Linked DNA regions of Homo sapiens: region 1 is linked to region 2. Evidence: read pairs that join two places in POLR2A ChIA-PET (ENCODE). Cell type or tissue: PC-9. All regions are shown on one strand. Each heading gives the region's core, and the rest is flanking DNA. Links, peaks and the distances in the headings are about the cores only.

The links. Peaks named below come from ENCODE experiments on the same cell type or tissue, not always from the same donor. Only the 100,000 strongest peaks of a DNase experiment are listed, where the experiment ranks them.
Region 1: POLR2A ChIA-PET joins it to region 2 with 11 read pairs; 4 of 35 experiments call an interaction of 5 or more read pairs at or near these places.

The regions. Positions count from the first base shown.
Region 1 is chr7:39,566,036-39,574,553 of GRCh38, reverse strand. YAE1 (YAE1 maturation factor of ABCE1) reads right to left here and starts at 8,150. Exons shown (of 3, transcript NM_020192.5): 1 at 8,007-8,150; 2 at 3,927-4,048; 3 at 1,673-2,277. The coding sequence starts at 8,135. The coding sequence ends at 1,848. YAE1-DT (YAE1 divergent transcript) reads left to right here and starts at 8,205. Exons shown (of 3, transcript NR_187579.1): 1 at 8,205-8,411. It also overlaps the pseudogene TMX1P1. RefSeq lists an enhancer at 7,864-8,313. In PC-9, for the core only: no CTCF peak of the experiment used is centred there; a DNase peak (open chromatin) is centred at 8,113; H3K4me3 peaks cover 2,068 bases; H3K27ac peaks cover 891 bases.
Region 2 is chr7:40,002,781-40,011,307 of GRCh38, reverse strand. The region is part of intron 5 of CDK13 (cyclin dependent kinase 13); the gene reads right to left. Among named protein-coding and RNA genes, the nearest start is that of CDK13, 57 kb to the right of the region's middle. In PC-9, for the core only: no CTCF peak of the experiment used is centred there; no DNase peak of the experiment used is centred there; H3K27ac peaks cover 591 bases.

The sequences.
Region 1 (8,518 bases), core at 519-8,518, 440 kb after region 2:
ACCATGTTGCCCAGGCTGGTCTTGAACTCCTGAGGTCAGGCAATCCACCTGCTTTGGCCTCCCAGAGTGTTAGGATTACAGGCATGAGCCACTGCACCCAGCGGATTTTTTTCATTTTACTAGAGACAAAGTCTCACTATGTTGCCCAGCCTGGTCTTGAACTCTTGGACTCAAGTGATCCTCCTGTCTTCACCTCCCAAAGTGTTGAGATTACAGGTGTGAGCCACTGTGCCTGGCCCCTTCTGTACTTTTTAAAAGGCAAAACAAGTTCGAGAGATGTTTTCAATCCAATAGTCTCAACTAGCTAATTCTCCTGATTTCATTTTCGACAAAAATCTGTACAAACACACCATATGTAGCCAATGGTGGCAATGGGTGTTATCTTCAGGGAATCTTATCAGGAAAAGCCTAGATAAAAATCTCAAGATTTACCACACCCATGACATTTTTACTTAGGGTGGCCTTGAGATGCATCCTTAGAGGTATTTCATATGTATATGCACGGCACAGCAACATTAAAAAGACTTTAGAGGCTGCTTATAATACCCATATTCCATGTGGAGTTGAGATTTGGGCTGTGTCCATAAACATGGAAACATATATTAACAAGACAAACTAGTAAATCTCTGAAAAACAGTCTTCACACCTGGAGAGATCGAAGAGCTTTTTTTAGCCAGCTGTCAAATGGCACTGGTATCTTCAGCGGGGGTTTTAATAAATCCTGAAACTCAATATGGCTTTCTGATTTTAAATCTGTTGCTTCAATTTCTTAATGTTCTTCTGTGAACTTTGAGGAGGGTCATAGTACAGTGTACATTTTTAATCTCTTGAAAAGATATACTTTGTCAGATTCTTCATCTCAATATGCCTGTCTTTCAGCTTAGATGGTAGGTATAAATAGGGGTGAAAGAGCAATTAAGGCTACCAATGAGGGACAATTATTTCAGTGCCTTTGAAGTCAGGTATCTCATATAAACTTGTGTTTCAGGTGAATAAAAGTGCTGAGAAATCCTCTCCTGATTCTGAGTTTAGATCCTGGAGTAAAAATTTGAATCTAATTTTGTCCATGCTAGACTAAGAATATTACCTCAAGGTAATATAGAAGTCAGTGGTTTCAGTGTTTTACTCCTATGTGAATATGAAATATACTGCAGTTTAAAATAATCTGGCACACTGTTAGGCAATATTACTAACTCCTTACTACTTAGAAAAACTAAGTAGGCATTTTCCTTAGACTTTAGCATAAAATATATTTTCTATGTTTTTCATAAAACTGAATGTCCTTACTTTTAATTAACACAAAACTAAAACACATTTTAGTATTTTGCTGTTAACCATTTAATCAACAGCATAAACACTGCTTCAGTTTCTCACAGTCTCTTAATTTCAATATATATCTACATATCTATATCTATATATCTGTCTGTGTGTCTATATTTACGTTAACTATTAAGTTATTTTTATAACTTTGGTTTGGTGAGGTCCTGACCACCTAATAGTGACAGGAGGTAGAAGTAGGGGTAGGTCCTTACAAAATATGTTTAATTCTTGTTCACTTTTGCTAATGAGTCTGAAAACACTTCATTTTGACCACAAGTTTGGAAATGTCAATGACAGTAGAAATTTCTGACCATATCTTAAAACTACATAAAAATTACCAGTGACAAAGAAAAAAGGCTTATATTACATTTAATAGTGTTAATTTTGAAGACAATAGTGTTAATTTCAAACTTCCATAAAGGGTAACCCTACAGTTGAGGTGTTTGATGCAGAAACCAGTACAAATTTCGATTGTTAGGAAACCAAATGTTCTGAACATTATTTTCATTAGAAAAGGGAAGGTAATTTTATAGTTGTTTGAGGTGTTGTAATACATCTACTGATAGGCCCAGCTGTTTAACTAAACTGGCTGTCTGTTCCAAAATCCATGTGGGGCTTGGGTTTTCTGAATGTGCATGCTCCTGTGTTCTACAACATTCTACATATGAACAATCTATCCCACTATGGCTCTTGCTACAGTTTTTGTTAAACTCAGCATTATTTTCACAGAGTCTTTCATCTTTAGCTTCATCAATCTTTTTCTCAGCTGGAACTACATGACAAAGGTCCATATCCTCAATGGAGTCCAATAAATCTACAACATGGGACGGTGGAGTGATTGATTTCAGATGTTTGAGCACATACTCTTCACACTGGCCAACTGCATCCAGAAGATTGTTTATTTTATTGATCAAAGTTGAATTATTATTATGAAGGTGACACCAGGAGAGCAAAGCACTGAACAAAAGTATAAACAAGGGTTAAATAGCAAAATAGGACTTAAAAATATAAGACTATCTTTCAATAACAATTAAACGATTGGACTTAATCATAAAACTGTTTATAATTCATAACCCCTCTTTCATAACTCTATATACGCTTTTCCTGATTTTATATTTTTCTCTTATGACTATGTAATATCTGTTGAAGATGAATACAACTCCGAGAAAGAAAAATTAGTTTCTTCTTTAAGGACATTAAACAGCTTCTTAACTAGCAATTCTCAATCATGGATGCACATTAGAATCACCTGAAGAGCTCTGACCCCTATCAAGGCCCAGATTATACTCCACACCAATTAAATCAGAATCTCAGGGGGTATCTTTTTTTTAAGTTTCAGAGTTAAGGTGCAACCAAAGTTGAAAACCATCGTTCTAAGCACATAGTTGCTTGCCATCAAGAATGAAGGTTAGAGAAAAGAAGTTTTCAAGAGACTTCACTTTCCTGGGCTTATGTCACAGAGTAGAAACTGTTTGCTGAACTACTAACAATTTCCTTGAAAAAGGTAAAAATTCTTCTAGTCCTAACAGATTTAATATTATAGTCATGTCATAAAATAATGATTATTATGAAAAGTATTTAAAAATAGAATCCATTGATATAAAAGATTCAGCAGTAGCTTTCTAAGGTTATGTAACATCAACTTGATGATGTGAATATTCACATTGTTTTCCTACTGTAGCAGACTAAATTCTGGTTCCTAATAGTTGGATTTTCTAAAATCCCAAATACAATAAATTTTTCGGTTTGTTTTGGTAACTTTTATCATCTACTCTTCTTTAAAATTAGCGATTCTTTGAAGCATTTTTTTTTTCTCTACCAAGGACAGTGTAAAGGGTATAAAGCAGGGGTGTCCAATCTTTTGGCTTTCCTGGGCCACATTGGAAGAACTGTCTTGGGCCACACATAAAATACATTAACACTAATGATAGCTGATGAGTTAAAAAAAAAAAAAAAAGAAAAAAGAAAAAATATCATGAAAAAAATTTCATAATGCTCATATTGTTTTAAGAAAGTTTATGAATTTGTGTTGGGCCATATTCAAAGCCGTCCTGGGCCACATGTGATATGCAGGCCACTGGTTGGACAAGCTTGGTATAGAGCATCAAACTGGACAAGGCTGCTAGGCTCCTGGCTCTGTGTATCATTTGACCATTTGGCTCCGATATATGCCATTATTGCAATGGCATCCTGACAAGTATTCAATGTTCAGGACTAAAGTAAATTAAATCAATTTTATCTTAATTACCAACTATTTTCATCATGTACTTCTAGTCTAGAGGTCTGTCATACTGTGTGGAAGTACTACAAGTTTTATTCAAAATCTGAAGACCTTTCAATGAGATAGATAATTGTTCAGGTAGCAGAAGTATACATCTTCTTACCATTTCTTTGCACGAAAAGACAATATGTAGTTCACACATTAAAGTAGATGAGCTGATAAAGATTTTGACTTTTTGAAGGCAATATAATTCTATGATCTGCGACACGCTTTAGTGTATTTAGCACCAGGAAAAGCATTTCAGTTTAAACACTTTATTTATACAGAAACATCCTCCAGTAGTATTGAGGTTAAAATGATTCAGCATTTAGACTTTAAAAATTACCTCAATGTTCCTCGGAGTCGTCCATAGTTTAAAATGACTTCTGCACCTTTCTTATAACCTTGATTGAAGCCCTGTTGAAGAGTAACTGCTTTGCCAGCATCTATTCCATCTCTATAACCTTCCTAAAAATAAGTAATGGAGAAGTGCAGCTGTAACTAAGTATATACATGTAGGCTTTTCTAGAAAAGTACAGAACCAATTTAGAAAGCAGATGAATTAGGCCTTTACTGTGTTACTGACCATAATATGGCATAACAATATAACTAAAGCAGACTATGCTTCTCCTAAGTTTATTATTGGTTTATCATTACTTATCCCACTTTTGAAGTCTAGAGTTACCGGGCAATTTTTAAAACACTGATAGTCACAGTTTTTAAAAAACCTAGTGTTGGGCCGCCACGCTTGCTGTGAGGTGGGCAAGCGGCAGACATGGCACCCTCCAGGAGTCTTGCAGTTCCGCTGGCAGTCCTGGTACTGTTGCTTGGGGGTGCTCCCTGGACCCACAGGCGGCAGAGCAACGTACGCATCATCACAGACAAGAACTGGAGAGAGCTGCTGGAAGGAGGCTGGATGATACAATTTTATGCCCCGTGGTGCCCTGCTTGTCAAAACCATTAACCGGAATGGGAAAGTTTTGCTGAATGGGGAGAAGATCTGAGGTTAATGTTGTGAAAGTAGATGTCACAGAGCAGCCAGGACTGACTGGACAGTTTACAATAACTGTTCTTCCTACTATTTATCATTGTAAAGATGGTGAATTTAGGCATCCTCAGGGTCCAAGGACTCAGAAGGACTTCATAAACTTTATAAGTGATAAAGAGTGGAAGAGTATTGAACCCGTTTCATCATGGTTTGTTTCAGGTTCTGTTCAGATGAGTAGTACGTCAGCACTCTTTCAGCTATCTACGTGGATCAGGACTTGCCATAACTACTTTATTGAAGACATTGGATTGCCAGTGTGGGGATCATATGCTGTTTTTCCTTTAGCAACTCTGCATTCTGGACTGTTACTAGGACTCTGTATGATATTTGTGGCAGGTTGCCTTTGTCCTTCAGAAAGGCACACACCACAGCCATACCCTTCAAAAAAATTATCAGAATCTGCTCAACCTTTGAAAAAACTGGAGGAAGAACAAGAGGCGGATAAAGAAGATGTTTCAGAAGAAGAAGCCAAAAGTAAAGAAGGAACAAAGACTTTCCACAGAATGCCATAACACAACACTCTCTGGGTCCATCACTGGTCACAGATAAATTGTATAGTTATCTTAATATCATGATTTTGATAAAAACAGAAGACTGATTATTTCTTTTGGTTTGAAGTGAACTGTGACTTGCTTGTATATTACAGCATTCAGTCTAGATTGTCATTAAATTGAAGACTCTACATTCAGAACATAAAAGCACTAGGTATGTAAGTTTGAAATATGATTTAAGGACAGTATGGTGGTTTAACTAGTTCTCTAATTTTTGAAAAATCTTGCCAAACAATAAGATTTATGTATATTTGTTTAATAATAACCTGTTTCAAATCTGAGTTTTGAAAATTTACATTTCCCCAGTATTGCATTATTGGGGTACTTAAGATTATTTTAGAGAAAAATATTTCTCATTTGATATAATTTTTCTCAGTTTCATGTGTGTGAAAAAAGGAAAGTATTTCCCATAAATGGGAACTTTGCCCACTGTCTCAAGAAATATATATTTCAGTGACAATTCCGTGGTTTTAGAGATATATTCCAAAATTTCCTCATATTTTTAAGTTATGCAACTAATAAAAACTACCTTACATTAATTAGTTGCAGTTTTCTACACATGGTAATATAGGATAAGCTACTGATTTAGGAAGTTTTAAAGTCCATGGTATTCTCTCGATTCCAATAAAGGTTGATTTTCTCTTGTATTTTTCTTATTTATTACGGGTTACATTTTTTATTTTTCAAATTGGATAATATCCTGGAATTATCTTTTATGATTTAGTAAACAGCATTTTTTGTTGTTGTTTCAAACTGAAGTTTACTGAGAGATCCATCAAATTGAACTGTCTGTTGATAATTTAAAATTTTGGCCATTCATTTCAGATTTTAAATCATTCTTGCTGAACTACTTGAAATTGTCTTTTAAAATTTTTCTTTTTGGATGTGAAGGTGAACATTCCTGATTTTTGTCTGATGTGGAAAAGTCCTGGTATTTTACATTTTGAAAATTCACAGAAGGTTAATATAAAACAAAGTTTGCATTCTACTCAGGAAAAAGCATCTTCTTGTATATGTTTTAAATGTATCTTTGGCATCATATACAGAAAGTTCTTAATTAATTTTACAGTCTGTAATGCTTGATGTTTCAAAATCATTAACTATATATATATATATTTATTATTATCATTATTTTTTGAGATGGAGTCGCGCTCTGTCACCCAGGCTGGAGTGCAGTGGCATGACCTCAGCTCACTGCAACCTCTGCCTCCCGGATTCAAGTGATTCTTCTGCCTCAGCCTCCCAAGTAGCTGGGACTATAGGTGCACGCCACTATACCCGGCTAATTTTTGTATTTTTAGTAGAGATGGGGTTTCGCCACACATTTTTATATTTTAAGATACAAACTTCATATTTTCCTGTTCTTTCCTAACTGCTAATATTGTGTGGTATCTTACAGGTAGAAATCAACAGGATGGTACACTTAGTGTATTTTTACTCCTTAAAGAGCATACTCCTTAAAGGGCATACATAGTTTTCACCTTACAAGAAGGGGGAAAACCATAAATACAATGAATCAACTGACCATTATGTAGTAGACAATTTCTGTAATGTCCCCTTCTTTCTAGGCTCTGCGGATAGGAGAATCCACTAGACTTATAGTAGCATAATGTACAAGTTTTCTTTAAAGGTCTCTCCTTTAGAATATAAAATATTATACCATTGAAGAGTTTGGATGTGTAACCTGTGATGCCTTAGAAAAATATCCTAAGCACAAAATAAACTTTTCTAATCACTTCAAAAGATTAAAAAAACCAAAAAACAAAAAACAAAACCCAGCATTAGCAATGTCTTCACAAAAAGGATATATGGAAAATTACACATCTGGGCTCTTGCCAACTGATTGGAATGGTGTGGGTGGGTGAGGAGACAGGGCAAAGCAGAGAGAGGAAATTGTTTAAAAAAAAAAGGATGATGAGAAGTCTGGTTTCAGAAATTTTGCATAATACCTAAATTCAACTAACCTGCAAAAGCTCTGTGGGTAGTGATTTCGTTCTGCATCTCTCACGGTGCCACAGCATTTAAAAGATGCTCAATACTTATTAGTGTGGCCCCAGTCTCACATAAAGCATTTTTGTAATTGACAACATGGTTTTTGGGCTAAGCAAATACCACTCTACTGAAATATTAAACAGGGCAGATTCCCAACTGCAGCTTTAGCGGCAATTTAATGGTTGGCAAATATATTAAGTGGATGTGGACCTCACTATTTGGTCCTCACCCAGAAATACTGTAGGCTGCACACAGAAATTAAGCTTAGTTTCAATGAATAGTGAGACAAATTAGAGATGAAAAAGTTACATCTAACAAATAAAAAAGAAACCAACTTTAATATTCCCTTACCTAGACACCAGTATTCCACATTAGCTTTCCCTTATTGTCCTCTGACAGCATGCTTTAGTTCATCTTTTCAATATGTCTTGATTAACACTACTCCTTAACTTTAGGCTCCCTACCCATTCAAGCCACCCATATAAACTGCGTACACGTCCTTTGACAGCCATAATAAGTATAGTGTATGTTTCTCTCCAGCTCCTTTCCCTGTGATCCTCAACAAACTGCAAACTGTTCAAAGTCTACACATAGTTAATTTTGGTCGGTCCTCAGTTTCTAACGCATCCCGTAGGCGCTCAAAGAATGCGTCTTGTTGTTTTACACGCTTTCAAGTAACCATCGAGAAATCCTAGCAAGACGCGGGTCGGACCGGGTCCCTAGGGATAAAGAGAGCAGCGCCGGGCCAGGCTGGGGCCACTCTGGACCCAGCTTCTTCACAACTCCGCGCCTCTTCCCACAACCCAGCACCCCGCGCCGTCCACACCACGTTTACTTTGACTCGTCTTTGCATGTTACTCTGCCATTCCCGCTGCGCCAGGAGCGACTCGTCTGCTTCTTCGTCAAACACGTCCCCTTTGTCTCCAGGGCCCTGGATCAAGGAGGCTGCTTGAACCCACGACATCACCGAGGCAATTACGGGGTCGCAGGCCACCGGAAGCGCCAACAACTCCTTCCGGTCCGAAGGCGGGGCGAAGACGGCGAGTGGAGGCTCGGGAGGGGCTGCGTGTGCGCGGAGGCGGGCTGTGGCCCGTGGCCGCCGCCGGAGCCTTTCGCTTGCGGTGATTTTGGGCTCCCTCGGTTGGCAGTGTTGATGTGTGCCTGTGAGTTGTGAGCGAGGCAGATTTCCTCGCGTGGCCGGCACGACCTTCACCTTTGCAGAAGGCAACCGGGACCCTCAGTGAGACACCTTCCATTTCCACCGTAGTCTTACCATGGTCTGGGTTTTACATTCGCGCGCTTTGGTAAACTATTAAAGGTAGTAAAGTCGATGGGCGATTACCACCC
Region 2 (8,527 bases), core at 439-8,438:
CAACTGATCCTCCTGCCTCGGCCTCCAAGGGGTTGGGATTATGGGCATGAGCAAACGTGCCCAGCCTGTAGGAAGATTTAAAATTGAAAATTGTGAGGGTTCCAACTTTGTTCTTCTAAGATTCTTTTGGTTATTCTAGCTCCTTTGAATTTGCATATGAATCTCAGAATCAGCTTGTCAGATTCTGAAGTCAGCTGAGATTTGATAGGAATTGTGTTGAATATGTAGATCACTTTGAGAAGTACTGCCATCTTAATAATACTGAATTTTCTAATCGATGAACATGGAATGCCTTTTCATTGTCTTCAATTTCTTTCAATTATGTTTTCTAGTATTCAAGATACATGTCTTGCACTTCTTTTATCAATTTATTTCTAGATGTTTTATTCTCTTTAAGGCCTTTTTAAATTGTTTTCTTAATTCTACTTTGTTCATTACTTGTATACAGAACAATCAATTTCTGCATCTTTTATGCTGCCACTTTGCTGAACTTACTTATTAGTTCTAACAGTTTTTTAGTGCAGGGGTCCCCAATCCTAGTACTGGCCTGTGGCCTGTTAGGAACCAGGCCGCACAGCAGATGAGTGGCAGGTGAGCGAAGTTCCAACTGTTTTTTGTTTTGTTTTGAGATGGAGTCTCCCTCTGTCACCCAGGCTGGAGTACAGACGCATGATTTCAGCTCACTACAACCTCTGTCTCCCAGTTTCAAGTGAAATCTGCCTATGCATCCCAAGTAGCTGGGATTACAGGTGCATGCCACCATGCCCAGCTAATTTTTGTATTTTTAGTAGAGACGGGGTTTCCCCATGTTGTTCAGGCTGGTCTGGAATTCCTGACCTCAAGTGATCTGCCTGCCTTGGCCTCCCAAGGTGCTGGGATTACAGGTGTGAGCCACCACGCCTGGTCCTCCATCTGTATTTACAGTCACTCCCCACTGCTCGCATTACTGCCTGAGCTCCGCCTTCTGTCAGATCAGCAGCAGCATCAGATTCTCATAGGAGCACAAACTCTAGTATGAACTGTGCATGTGAGGGATCTAGGTTGCACACTACTTACAAGAATCTGATGCCTGATGATCTGTCACTGTCTCCCATTGCCCTGAGATGGGACCATCTAGTTGCAGGAAAACAAGCTCAGGGCTCCCAGTGATTCAACATTATGGTGAGTTGTTAATTATTTTATTATATTACGATAATAATAAAAATAAAGTACACGATAAATCTAACGTGCTTGAATCACCCCAAAACCATCCCCACCTCCCCCACAGTCTGTGGAAAAATGGCATGAAACCAGTCCCTGGTGTCAAAAAGGTTGGCGTCCACTGTTTTGGTGGATTCCACAGGATTTTCTCATGCATAAATATACACACACACAAACTAAAGACAGTTTTACTTCTTCCTTTCCCATTTGGACACTTTTTATTTCAGTTTCTTGACTAATTGCCCTGGCAAGAACCTCTAGTACAATGCTGAATACAGGTGGTAGAAGCAGATATCCCTGTTTTTCATAAGATGTCCTTTATCAGGTTGAGGCAGTTCCCTTCTACTTCTAGGTTGCTGAGTGTACCCTGGATTTGGGAGTATAAATTGGCACCTTTTTTCTGGAAAACAACTTGGTAATATATGTCAAGAAGTTTCAGAATTTAAAAACTTCGGTCTATCAATTCAATTCCTATTGATCTATTTAAGGAAATAATCAAATGTTAAAAAAAGAAATGTTTACCCCTAAGGACATTCAGAATGGAAGGAAATCTGGTTCTAGTATCTATGACCCACTGACTGCTAGGATTGATGCAACAGCTGCTCATTATGTAAGACTTTTGTCCTCAATTCTTCATTCCTAACCAAACCAGTAATTCAGAATTGATTAGGACTTTTCTTAGCACATGAAGCCTCTGCTTTAACTAAAGGCATATGAATAGTGGCAGGTACCTGCTAGAATATCCAAGCATAAAACTTCAATAGAAGGAACTATAATGAAATGCCTAAAGGAACTTAAATATGCAAAATGGAGGAATAAAATATAGTTCAGGCTACATTTCACCCAAGTGACATTATGCCATTACAAAAGCATTTTATTAAATAAGACAATAAAAGAAGCAGAACCTTCCATTTGGTAATCAATAATCATACAGATGTGAGAAAAGAGACACTAGAGGAAAATATAGACAAATGATGATAGTGACATTATCTGGGTCATCTTATTTTCTCTTTTACACTTTGTTTTTCAAATATATGACAAATATTTATTTTATCATCAAGTAAAGAAAACCTACACATTAACATTCTTCTTTCTCCTCTTCTGCCCCACCCCCAAAAAGGTACTAACTCTACACAGTAACAGTACTATGCCAACAAAGGGGCAGAATCCTAAAACTATGAATGCCTGACCTTATACCTTAATTGTAAATTTGATATAAAATTCCAGATAAAAATAAAATGTAGAACGCAGACTATTTTGTAAGTTTTATCTTTTACATAACATAATGAATAACATGATAAAGTAACTTATGAGTGACTTTCAACCCTGCCTTAACATGCTGCTGGAAGCCGCACTGTTACAGGAACATGTTATTTTCAATTAAAAAAACCCTGCAAGTTCATTTCTCTTTTTAGGAGGGGAAAAAAAGATACATAGTTTACAGTTGCTAAGAACAGACTCCTTAGCAAAGCTCCCTGACTTATTGGGTAGGTTCCACAGTGAGTTACTGTTTAAGTTTTTTCACTTCTTTTGAAACTCAACACCTTCAACTGAAATTCCAACAATTACAGATTAACTAACAATAAAGAAAAATCTCTAGGCAGAAACAGGTTTGTCATTCATGTATTAGTCTGATTCAGTTCTGGCAGTGTTTGCTGATTCTTCTGGTTCCAGAAACTAGGTTGAGTCAGGGACCAGATGTTTGTTTGTTTAATATCCCCAGTATTTAGATGGACATTATTCAATGCTAAGATGATGAAAATGTTCTGTAACTTCATTGTCCAAAATGTAGCCAGTAGCTACACGTAGCTACAGAGCACTTGGAACATGAATAGTGCAGTTAAAGAACTAAACTTTTGATTTTATGTAATACTAATTAACTTAAATAGCTACATGTGGCTAGTGGCTACTGCACTGGCCAGCCCAGATCTATCTAGAAACTAGCACAATAAACATTTGTGGAAAGAAAGAATGAACAAATCAATGTTGCTTTCTTCTCAAACCTCAGGAGATATCAGCAGTTCTAAACTGCGGGAATATAAATTCAGACCTAGAAAAACACAAGGTAAATAATTTGGAAGCTAGGTATTCTTTAGGAGATATGCCGATCTTTCATTGTCTTGTAAAAACAAGTCATGACACTAATAATTAGAATGCCCTCCACTATACCTATCCAAACTGCACCCACCTTTAACATTCCACCTATTCCACAGAACATTCCTACCTCTCCATTTCATTCATTCACTTACTCAAAATTTAATGATAATCAACTGTGTGCTGCACACAATGAACACAAAGAATAAAATTGAGTCCCTGCTCTCAGAAATACAGTAAGAATAAGATATGAAAACATGACAAGTTATATGAAAATACAAGTTATGGCTGGGCGCGGTGGTTCATGCCTGTAATCCTTGCACTTTGGGAGGCCGAGGTGGGTGGATCACTTGAGGTCAAGAGTTCAAAACCAGGCTGGCCAACATGGTGAAACCCCGTCTCTACTAAAAATAGAAAAAAATTAGCTGGGTGTGGTGGCGGACATCTGTAATCCCAGCTATTCAGGGGCTGAGACAGGAGAATCACTTGAACCCGGGAGGCAGAGGTCGCAGTGAGCCAAGATCATACCACTGCACTCCAGCCTGGGTGACAGAGCGAGACTCCGTCTCAAAACAAAAACAAACCAAAGCAAAAATACAAGTTATATGAAAGTACTATTACAGAATTACGTATGACATGCAATTCAAGTATACAGGAGCACCTAACACTGTTTGGGAATCAGAGAGTACACAGGGAGTGACATGTGAGGACTTCTTCCCCGGACCAAACAGTGACATGTTGCCACAAGCATTTGCTATAGAATACTGTCTTCTTGATTTTTAGGAAAATTCCACACTAGAGTGCTCAAATTCCCTCATTATAAAAACACTAATATTCCAAGTATTATAGCTAAATTAATTACGGGATAGTAATTATAATACTGATGTTTGGGTGTCCAGGATACCATGTTAAGTTTAAGTACCAAAACACTGTTAAGTAGGAAGATTTTATGTGAAATTTACAGTTAAGGTATAAGGTCACAGATTCATAGTTTTAGGATTCTACCCCTCTGTGTAGTACTGTTACTATGCAGAGTTAGTACCTTTTTGAGGGTAGGGCAGAAGAGGAAAAAGAAGAATGTTAATGTGTAGGTCTTACCAGCAGAGACTGGTACATTTCAGTTTAGGAATTTTTTTAATCTGAATACTGAAATATTTACATCTTGAAATAAAGATCAATGACTCGAGTTTTTACTTCATACAGCATAAAAATCTTCTCTAGCAAGATAATTTGAGACACAGTCTCACTCTGTCGCCCAGGCTGGAGTGCAGTGGCGCAATCTCGGCTCACTGCAACCTCTGCCTCCCGGGTTCAAGCGATTCTCCTGCCTCAGCCTCCATAGTAGCTGGGATTACAGGCGTGTGTCCCCACACCCAGCTGGCCTCTTGGCCAGGCTGGTCTGGAACTCCTGACCTCTGGTGATCCGCCCGCCTCAGCCAACCAAAGTGCTGGGATTACAGGTGTTAGCCACCACACTCAGCCTACCCAGAGAATTATAAACAGCACTAAAATGTTTAATATTTAATTAAATATTATTTTACTCATTCAGAAAGTATTTTTCTACAACTTTGTAATCCTCAGTGAAAGGAAGAAAGTAACAAAGAAAAGCTTATGTTGCAAAATAATTCTTTTATTTTCAGCAAATGCATCTCCATCCATAATCTGTTGCAGTATAAACACCCAACAGTTCAAAGACTTTTTGAACAGTCAAATATGAACATAAATACTGAAACTAATGTAAGTAACTGCATCCCACTCTCCTTCCATACATGAAGAAACTGAGTACCTAGAGGAACACGAAAGGCTCTCTCTGATCCCAAAACCCCACCTTGCTAACAATAAAAGATTAAAAATCAGACAAAAAGGTTCAAAGTTCCCCTCAAAGTGATTAAAAGAGATGAAACTATATGCAGATGAAAGCGTTAGGAGGAAATTTCAGAATCAGTTTATCCCCTGTCCATTCACCCAATTAGTTTAGAAAAAGTTTCTTCAGGCCAAGTGTGATGACTCACGCCAGTCCCAGCACTTTGGGAGGCCAAGGCAGGAGGATCAATTGAGCCAGGAGTTTGACGCCGGCCTTGGGGAACATGACAAGCCTCATCTCTACAAATCACTTTTTAAAAAATTAGCCAGGCACGCTGTCATGCGTGTGTGGTCCCAGCTACTTGGGAGGCTGAGGCAGGAGGACTGCCTGAGGTCAAGGCTGCAGTAAGCCCTGATTGCATGCCACCGCACGCTAGCTTGGGTGACAGAATGAGACCCTGTCTCAAAGAAAAAACAAAACAAAAAACAAGAAAAATCTTCTTCAGCATCTGCAAGTTTCTACACAAAAATATACCCATGACTTGGTGATACCACTTAACCCTCTGTTTCTTAAGAATAATTCCTTTTTTAAGACGCAATAAAATTTCACTTTTGGCAGGGCACAGGGGCTCACGCCTGTAATCTAAGCACTTTGGGCGGCCAAGGCAGGCAGATCACTTGAGGTCAGGAGTTCCAGACCAGCCTGGCCAACATAGCGAAACCCTGTCTCTACTAAAAACATAAAAATTAAAAATTAGATGGGTGTAGTGACACACACCTGTAATGCTGGCTACTTGGAAGGCTGAGGCACGAGAATAGCTTGAATCTGAGAGGCAGAGATTGCAATGAGCTGAGACCATGCCACTGCACTCCAGCCTGGGCAACAGAGCAAGACTTGGGTCTCAAAAAAAAAAAAAAAATTCACTTTAAATAATTAATTGAAATTAATAACCTTCGTGATTAACTTTTTCTCATTTTTAAGTAAAGCTAAGTTTTAAAAAAATATATTTATGATGTTTTCCTTTTTTTTTTTTTTGAGACAAGAGTCTCGCTCTGTCACTTAGGCTGGAGTGCAATGGTGCAATCTCGGCTCACTGCAACCTCCACCTCCCAGGTTCAAACAATTCTCCTGCTTCAGCCTCCTGAGTAGCTGGGACTATAGGCATGCACCACCATGCCTGGCTAATTTTTGTATTTTTAGTTGAGATGGGTTTCACCATGTTGGCCAGGCTGGTCTCAAACAACTCTTGACCTCAGTCGGGTGATCCACCTACCTCGGCCTTCCCTAAGTGCTGGGATTACAGGTTTAAGCCACTATGCCAGGCATTTATGATGTTTCTCTTACACAACTAATAGCTTAGTTAGTTATAACAGTGCAAATGTTTATATTTTTAAAAGTTAATATTTTTACTTGATTTTTGTATTGTTTCTAATTTGCATATTTACATTGTTTAACTTTTGCTTTTTAATGTTTATATGTTCTAATACACTCATTTTAGATTAGCCCATAACATTTAACCAGTGTTATTGAACTGTCTTTATGCTCTAACTAGACAATCAAATTTAGTTTAATACCACACAGCATGGCAATCACAATTAGTGTAATGTCATACAGCTAGCATGCTCAGGATTAGACTTCAAATCTAGTTCCCTTTTCGGAAAATCATGTTGCTTCATCATAGTTCCCATCAAAATTATTAGATTCATTTAAGAAATAATTATGTTTTAAATTTTATAACCTCTCACATTCTCTAATGCATTTAAGTAATTCTAGGTACCTACATGTAACTTCTCACATAGTAGAACACATTCTTATTTATCATGATGCATAGAATTACAAACAGGATTATGGTAGGAAGAAAGATGATGAAGGGTGCAAATAACACAAAAATCTATGATTTCTGAAATGCAGCGCTAGGCACTGAGGAGAAACAAAACTAAAAACAAAGCAAAATACAAAGGCTCTGGGAATTTATAACCTGATAAAGAAAATAAATTATGACCATAATTATAATACCAGGAAGACTATTAATATATTCACAAGTAGTACTGTTTAAGTATTAAAGTATAAATAGGATTATTAAAAAAAATAGAGCTCATATATTCATTCAACAATTAGTCATTCAGCACATTCTATGGTCCAGCCACTGAGCTAGGTAGGAGGCACAACAGTGAAGAAAACAGGTATGGTTCCCAGCTATCTGTACAGAAACAAGTAACAAACCATTATAATTATTCCCACTTATTAGGAAACATTAAATTGTCTGTGTCTATACGTAGTAGAAAGTGGGAAGACTGATCAGGTAAGGCCTCACTAATGAATAAAGCAACATTCAGGCTGAGACCTCAGGCGTGAGAAATTAGCCTTTCAAATTGTGCATGCGTGCATGTGTGAATGAGTGTGTGGGTATGTGTGTGTCTGTCAAGCTTGGTGGGCAATCAAAATGGCATAGATGGGATTGGAGAAGTAGGCAGGGAGGTGATCTCACAGATCAAAAAAGCAGGACGTCCCTGGTATGCTGGAGGAAAATCAAATACACTGATTTGGCTAGAGCCTGAGGTTAATGCAAAACAAACAGCATTTGCACAAACTTTCATGTTTAAAAGTCTTAATTCTAACTATGAAAGACAATGTTTCCCTTTTATGGATGAAGGGATAACAGACTCAAAAGGGCTAAAAGTCTTGCTAATAAGGCCACACCACTAATACACTAAGTCTCAAGACCCAGACATTCTAATTTAAGTCACACCAGTACCCCATCAACCACACAATAAGTAGTAATGAAAAATAAAGTTAAAAAGACAAACCAGGGTAAAAGTCAGGCTGAGAAATGAAAGCTTTACTAGGGACAAAAACTAACAGAAGTGACATCAATTAAAATGATGATTCTGAACTCCATATTGTACTTTCAAACAGTTCCTTTATGCAAAATAACTACCATGTAGTTTATCAATCATTTTGAATTGTGTCCCTCAACAGAGTAAGAGAGAGAGAGAGAGAGAGTGTGTGTGTGTGTGTGTGTGTGTGTGTGTGTGTGTGTGTGTGTGTGTGTGTGTAGCTGGGGAAGACAGGAGTCTAAGTACCATGTTCAATCAGAACATACCTACTTTAATCTTTTTCTTTTCGTTTTTAGAGATAAGGTCTTGCTCTGTCACCGAGGTTGGAGTGCAGGGTGCAATCACAGCTCACTGAAGCCTCTATCTCCTGCACTCAAGAGATCCTCCTGCCTCAGCCTCCTGAGTAAATGGAACCAAAGGCATGTACCACCAAGCAGGGCCAATTTTCTGGTTGTTTTTTTTTTTTTTTTTGTAGAGATGGGCTCTCGTTATGTTACCTAGGCTGGTCTTGAGCTCCTGGGCTCAAGTGATCCTCACACCCTGGACTCCCAAAGTGTTTGGCTTATAGATGTGAGACACTGTGTCTGCTTTA